2 separate regions of the Homo sapiens genome follow, and region 2 is linked to region 1. A link is a contact called in ENCODE Hi-C or POLR2A ChIA-PET data. All regions are on one chromosome and are shown on one strand. The core of a region is the stretch at or near the end of the contact, and the rest is flanking DNA. Distances in the headings are between cores, read along the strand shown. Region 1 holds the start of LINC01778 (long intergenic non-protein coding RNA 1778). Region 2 overlaps PUM1 (pumilio RNA binding family member 1).

What was found. A loop is a pair of places that touch in the nucleus more often than their neighbours do. ChIA-PET counts read pairs that join two places held with the same protein, here RNA polymerase II (POLR2A). Pooled maps may share reads with other maps.
Region 2: a loop to region 1 is called in a pooled map, with 2.4 times the contacts of the local background. The contact joins the enhancer-like site here to the promoter of LINC01778 in region 1. A Hi-C loop is called at or near these places in 2 of 50 pooled maps. POLR2A ChIA-PET finds 5 or more read pairs at or near these places in 4 of 52 experiments (HCT116, T-cell, WTC11 and 1 more).

The regions. Positions count from the first base shown.
Region 1 is chr1:30,822,848-30,826,413 of GRCh38, reverse strand. LINC01778 (long intergenic non-protein coding RNA 1778) reads right to left here and starts at 1,762. Exons shown (of 3, transcript NR_146732.1): 1 at 1,586-1,762; 2 at 220-283. RefSeq lists an enhancer at 2,035-2,537.
Region 2 is chr1:31,011,825-31,015,390 of GRCh38, reverse strand. All of the region lies in intron 3 of PUM1 (pumilio RNA binding family member 1), which reads left to right. Among named protein-coding and RNA genes, the nearest start is that of SNORD103C, 45 kb to the right of the region's middle. Within about 2 kb of position 1,875, at least 3 of the 41 ENCODE cell types and tissues checked have a DNase peak (open chromatin) inside an H3K27ac peak, as active enhancers do.

The sequences.
Region 1 (3,566 bases), core at 513-3,012:
AAGTCAAGACACCACTCTGTAATGAGTGAAGCAAACACCGGTATCCCAAAGCAGGGCTATGCCACACTGGAGTCCTCACCAGCCCTCTCCATCCTCCTCTAACACCCATAATAATGCCATTACTATAGCTGATTGATTGGATAGTTACATGTGCCAGGCAACAAACCTTATTTAATTCTCATAACAACCCAATGATTGCACTGTAATGACCCCGCTTACCAGAAAATGGGCCTCATCAGTCTTCAGAAATCTGACCCAACAGATAGGCAACTTTTCCTCCCTGCTGAGGGGTGATAGGAAGGGCAGACATGGTGAGCAGGGGGGCAGTCCCAGCTCCTAGGTGGTGGCTACGACATGACTAAAGAGATGGGAAGCAGGTGCATGGAGGTTGGAAAGGAAGTGCAGAGGCTGGGAGGGGTGGGTGGAGGCTGGGGTAAGGGTAATGGGGAGGGGGCTGATGGGGGTTTGGATTTGTGGAAGCGTACTTGGGATGAAGCTCTGTGTTGAGTGCTGGGAACGGAGGTGAATCACAGCCTCTGTGTGTGTGTGTGTGTGTGTGTGTGTGTGTGTGTGTGTAGAGGGTGGGGAGATGTGAAAAGAGATAGACATCTTTTCAATGCAGCATGATTCTTGAAACGAAAGTTGCATACACAAGCTGACACAAATATCATATGGAAGGAGAGCGGTGATCCTATCTGGCTGCCAGAGAAGCCCTCAGAGCCTCCCAGGTGAGTTGGTGCCATCTCCTCAGTCACCTGAACTATGGCTCCACGTCCTTTACACCTCCTCCTGAGTTTGGGTCTCTCCATCTCTACTCCAGCTCGGGTAGCCTTAGTCCCCCCTGCCCTGACTTTCCCCAGTCCCTGCAATGACTGGTCTCCTAGTCCCCTCCAGCCCATCCTCCACACAGCTGCAAGAGTGGAGATCTTCCTAAAATGCAAACCTAATCATAGCCCTCTCCCCTTCCATCCCCCAACTGCCTGAGAATGTGGTCCAAGATCCCTTAGCACGACATTCAAGCCCTTTGGGATCTTGTTCCTGCTTCCCCTTTCAGCTTTACTTTAAACTCCTCCTCCTCTCCAACACCCCGAACCCCACCATCTAATTTCCTGCCATAGTGCCTCGAGTGTTCCTTGCTTTTTACTGCCTCCAGTCTTTGCGCAGGCTGTCCCCTCTGCTGAGAATCCCTTCCCCACCGTTCCTCATCTGGCTCTTTCAGGTCCTGGCTCTGTATCCCTTTCTCCCAGCAGTCCTCCTGATTCGGTAGGTTGGATAGGGACCCCTCCTCTGTGTTCCCACAACCTCCGTGCTCCCTCTATTTTAATCCTTAACACACTGCCTTGCCATTTTCTCCTGGACTGCTTGCTTGATCAGACTGTGGGGGTGGGGGGCTTTGTGAGGGCAGGGGTGGAGGTGGACTCATCTTTGCGTCTGCAGAGCCCAGGTGCACCTGGATGCTGGAGGGTGCTCATTGCTGTTTGCAGGGTGTATGGATGAGTGTGTGGTTCCAGGTTGTGGGGGCGGGGTGGTCTTGGCAAGGGACTGTGGGCCAGGTTGAGGGAGAGGGCCGAATGGGCGTCTTTACAGGAATTCTGATGCCTGGGCCAGCAGGAGCTCAGCTTTCCCCTTCTGGCCTGAGTAGGGGGTCTATGGGGCTCAGTCGGAGGGGAGGGGTCCCTGGGCCCCATCATAGTCTGGAAAGAGGAGTGGACGCGGCTCTCCCGCCCGGAGCTTCCTCCGAACATCCCTCTGCAACGCCGGCCTGGGCTGTCATAGCAACAGCCCGCCCCGGCGGGGGCGCCGGCCAATGGCAGCCGGTGCTGGTGAGGTAATGTCCCGGTCTGGAAGCCCATTGGCTCCATTTTTGTCCACTTCTGGGTCCGGGCCTGCGGTGGGAGCCGCGAGGGGGAGGACAGAGCATGCGCAGGGAGCCCAGCTGTCTACACCGGCGGCGCGATTCCTCTCCCTGCGCTCCCCGCTCTCCCTCTCAGTTCTGGGCTGGCTACCTCTGTCCTTCTCCTCTCTCTCTGCGTGCCGTACCTGTCCCTGGTTGTGTCGGTCGTTTGGTGCGTCTGTCTCCCTGACTCTCTTGGGGTCTCGGTGGCCCCTTCTTCTTGCCCCTGTCTCTGCCCCGGGGTCTCTGACTCTGAGTGCGCCTCCTCGTCTTGTCCAAACAAGGGCGCAGTGAGAGTTCCTTGACTTGCAGCCAGAAGGTGACTCACTGCTTCAAACCGCAAGGCCGCCCGGCAAGCCTCCGGCACCTTCTTCCCGAGTCTGTGGGAAGCTCTGGCACACACACAGGCCGAGGGCTTGAGATCCCGAGAGGCCCGGGCTGGCCTTTCCCTGGTTGGCCTCACCAGACCTTTGTTCTTGTTGACTTGTTGCCCAGTCAAGGGAAAGGCAGGACGGTCTGGGCTTTGGGGAAGGGAAGGGGACAGATTTAGAGAACAATTGGGCATGAGCTTCCATAATGCCAGCAGGGGAGGTTAGACAGCTGGAGGGACTTCCAGAAAACTACAAAGGCATAGGCACTGGGCCGAGTGAATGAAAAGGGCAGTTGGACTTTGCTCTACCCACCCCTCTGTCTGTCCATCCATCAACACAACACATTGATGCCCATCAGTGCCAGGTTCTGGGCTTGGCGATGGCTCAGTCCCCTGAGCGCCTGGAATCACAGCCCAGTCTGGGAGGCAGGCACACAAATCCTGGGTTTCAATGGGATTCCAGAAGAAGGCAAAACTCACCCTGCCAGGTGGGGTGCTTGACTCAGGCAGGGAAGCTTTGTGGAGGAGGGGGTCTTTGAGCTGGTGTTTGGGAGGATGGCCAAAAGCTTGTTTGGATCAGCCTGGGCAGGGCACAATGACAGACCCATCTGGAAGGATCAGGGGTGGTTGGAAGGTCCAGGAATGTGAATACCTGCATGAGGGAGTTTGCACTTGAACTCAGGGGCAGTTTGCAGCCACCCAGGGATCAGAGCAAGGGAGAAGTGTGGTCAAAGTGGTTTTCGTGCAGTCATGCCGGTGACAGAATCTTGGCTGTCTTGCTCAATGCTGCACCCCAGCCCAGGGTAGAGTGCCAGGCCCACAGTGAGTGTTCACACACTTGTCGAAGAAAAGCGTGAACTGAAGGGGAGAGGTTCTGATGGATGAGGGCTGAAATGATGAGGTCGTCTTCATGTGGTGGTGGAAGGGAGAGGAAAAGGGATGGGTTCAAGAAAGGTAAAGGACAGGTAGAAGTGATGGGCCCTACTGGTTTACTGGAGGTTGTGGGGGTGATGGAGAGGAATCTGCTTGGGGTAACACCTATGTTTCTGGCTTGAGCAACTAAAGGTTGGGGGAGAGGGAATACGGGTGGGGTAGATTTCAAGGGAAAGGTGGTTAGTTCAGAGTTGGAGCCTCAGCATCTGAGATGCTTGTGAGACCTCTGGGTGGGGCTGGGTGGGAGAGGTCTGGGCTGGGGTGGCCTGCATAAAGGTGGTGGCTGACGCTGTAAGTAGACATGAGCTGCTTAAGAACTGGGACATGGCCAGGCGCAGTGGCTCACACCTGTAATCCCAGCACTCTGGG
Region 2 (3,566 bases), core at 626-3,125, 190 kb before region 1:
CAGCCTGGGCAACAGAGCGAGACTCCGTCTCAAAAAAAAAAAAGAAAAAGAAAATGAAATTATGTTGAAGTGAAATGTATCTGCTTGAGAGATATGCCTTATTTATTTGCAGTGAATTTCAGACCACCATAATCTCAGTTTTATTTATTAGAGAATTAGTTGAAAATCATAACAAAAGTATATTTTGAATTAAGTAATCCACAATCCCAGTGCACTAACAAACACTCTTCTGCTTTTATTTTTCTTTCCAGTCTTGATCCAAAAGGGAAGAATGCATGAGGAGAAGCAGTCTTTACATGTACAATTTTGTATTTTACTTTTAAAATTTAATGTTATTTTATAAATATTACATGTAGTCATTATGGCTATTTTTGGTGAGCTTACATTGTTGTACTACAACTTGTTTGCTTGCTTATTTATTTATTTAAAGAGACAGGGTCTCACTATGTTGCACAGGCTAGTCTTGAATTCCTGGCCTCAAGTGATCCTTCTGCCTACCAATATGCTGGGATTATAGGTGTGGGCCACTGCACCAGGCCCACAGCTAATTTATTGTTGAATACTTAGTTTGCAGTTTGCTTTCAACTTTTTTTTTTTTTTCTGAGACACAGTCTTGCTCTGTCGCCCAGGCTGGAGTGCAGTGGTGCGATCTTGGCTCACTGTAACCTCCGCCTCCTGGGTTCAAGTGATTCTGCTACCTCAGCCTCCCGAGTAGCTGGGATTATAGGCGCCTGGCCACTACGCCTGGCTGATTTTTGTATTTTTAGTAGAGACAGGTTTTCACCATGTTGTCCAGGCTGGTCTTGAACTCCTGACCGCAAGCAATCCGCCCGCCTCAGCCTCCCAAAGTGCTGAGATTACAGGCCTACTTTCAACTTTTTTAATTCTTTTTTTTTTAATTTTAATGTTTAAAAATAGAGATTGGGTCTTGGCATGTTGCTCAGGCTGGTCTTGAACTCCTCAAGTGACCCTCCCACCTCAGCCTCCTAAAGTGCTGGGGTTACAAGCATGAGCCACTGCATCCAGCCTCGACTTTTTTTTATTTTTACAAGCACTTTGAATGTAGATTTTTTTTTTTTTTTTTTTTTTGGAGACTGGATCTTGCTCTGTTGCCCAGGCTAGAGTGCAGTGGCACAATCATGGCTCACTGCAGCCTTGACCTCCTGGGCTCAGGTGATCCTCCCACCTAGGTCAGCCTCCTGAATAGCTAGGACCACAGGCATGTGCTACCACACTTGGCTTTTTTAAGTTTTTGTAGAGATGGGCTGTCACATGTTTTCCAGGCTGGTCTTTAACTCCTAGACTCAAGCTATCCTCCTGCCTCACCTCCCAAAGTGCTGGGATTGCAGGAATCAGCCATCATACCTGGCTGTGACTTTTGATACGTATGTAGTTTCTGAGGCCCTTCCAAAAGAATTACGCTAACCAGGAATGAATGAACTTGGCTTTTCTTAAAGATATGTTTTAATAAGTTAAAGCTTTAAATAAAGCTTTAGTATAACTTAATATCAGTATAGTTCTTAGTATTTATAAAAGCACTTCATATACTATCTCACTTGATTTCACAACAACAGTCTGTGGTATGGAGAGACTACATAAGTTGTGAAAAATACAAAATTTTTACAAGTAAGACTACCACCTGTGATTATCAGTGGTTACCAATCAAACTTCCTCATTTCAGTTAGTTCTGAAAGGTCCTTTCTCTGAGTTGATGTCATCTTCTCTTAATGTACTGAGAGTGTGGTGAGATATATACTAAGAGATTAATAATTGTTTTGGTTGTTGGTCTGTCTTACCAGCTAGTTAAATATCAAGCATTTGTTTCCTGCATTGGCTGCATTCCAGTGAAACTAAGCTTGTGTTGTAAGTTAGAGATGCTAGATAATAACATGATCAAACTGATCACGTCTGCAGGGTTGTAACATCCATGTTAGTAGTATTTCTTAAGATGCTCAATTTCTGCTCTGAGAGATGCTCTGTGCAGCCTGTATTGAGTGTGTAAGCAGTTACCTAATATTTTATTCCTTTTGAGTACAGAGTAGTTGCTGGAGAGCCCTTTTACTGTTGAGATCATCAGTAAACCTCATTGATAAATCCCTATTCAAATATTAGTGGCGGTATGGTCAAACAAGTCCAGGCAATAATTGTCTTGCCTCTGCAGTTCCTGAAAAGCCGTAATCATGGTTCTTGTAGTGTTGTTTTGTTGGGGTAGTTAATGTAATGAGGTTTGTACTGACATGGCCTAGGTGATGCCATGATCACTGTGTCTGATAGTTTGACATAGGAGCATTTCATTGACAAATCATTAGTATTGTGATGTCTATTGGCTGCTACTTTGCTCTTTTAAAGAAGGATAGTAGCTGATTTTTTGTTTACTGTTTCAGCATTGTATTATGTCATTACATGTGTTATCTCTTTCATTGTACACAATAGGTCATTTTATAGGTGAGAAAAAGCAGAAGAGGATAAAATTCACACAGCTGGGATTTAAAACTAGTTTAAAATAAAGTGATTTCAGAGCATTCATGGGTCTTTATCACTGTTCTTAAAATAAGAAGCTTAGAGTTTCTTGATATTCTCCACTTTTTATTGTCTTAATCCATGTTTTAAGGGTTCTTGGTGTAGGGGTTTATGACATGATTGATTGTTAAGTGTTAAGTGTGGTTTTGCGTATTGTTCTTTTTTGTTAGATGGAAAGGAAAAAAGGTGTTTCCAGACAAATTTAAAAGAAGTGTCTCAAGTGGCTGACATTGCTTGTAAACCAGTGCTTGACTTCTATTTTGTTTTCCAGAAGCCTCATAGATAAGCTTACTGAATTTTTTTTTTTTTTTTTTTTTTACTTTTCATAAGTTTTTTTATTTTATAAACTTACGATTCAGGGTGGGATAAACAGTGTACGTGTGTGTGTTTCTCCCAGAGATTTGAGAGCACACACTATTGGTGGGGCAGTTAGGAATTCCACTTAATGTTTCATTACAAGAAAGAGTACAAGGTCTATTTATTTTATTGCTGGGGATGATAGGACTCCCCAAGTCATGGTTCTCAGTTTGTAGATCTTGAAATGGACTGTTATTACTAATTCAGATGACTGGGTTGCGATATTGACCCCACACTAACCAGAACAACAAGAGGCTAATGTATGAAAACCAAAATGCAGTCTGCTGATTTTTTTTTTTTAAGGAAAAAAAACAACTCTTAGATGGACAAGGATGGTTGTGTTTGGTGATTGGCATGGTTGGCTATAGGAGGAAGCCAGTTCTTTAAGAAGGTGGCTTGGTAAGCAGAGTTGGAGCCAGGGAGATTACTTGGGTGTTTTTAGTGTCCAGTGTAATTAAGCTACTATCTAACCAGATGCATTAATTGCTTTGATAAGAATAGGCTTCTTTGTGCATCATATGCCCTGCCCTTAAATGTGTCACCTGGATAATACTGGCTACATCTGATTCCTTGGGTCTCTTTTGCTTTTGTTGGACCAATTCCTAATTCCTGTTATCTTCTTTTGGAATTGTCACATCATTTAATCCTCTTACTGCTAAGTTATTCTTTAAAACAAACTCTACATCTCT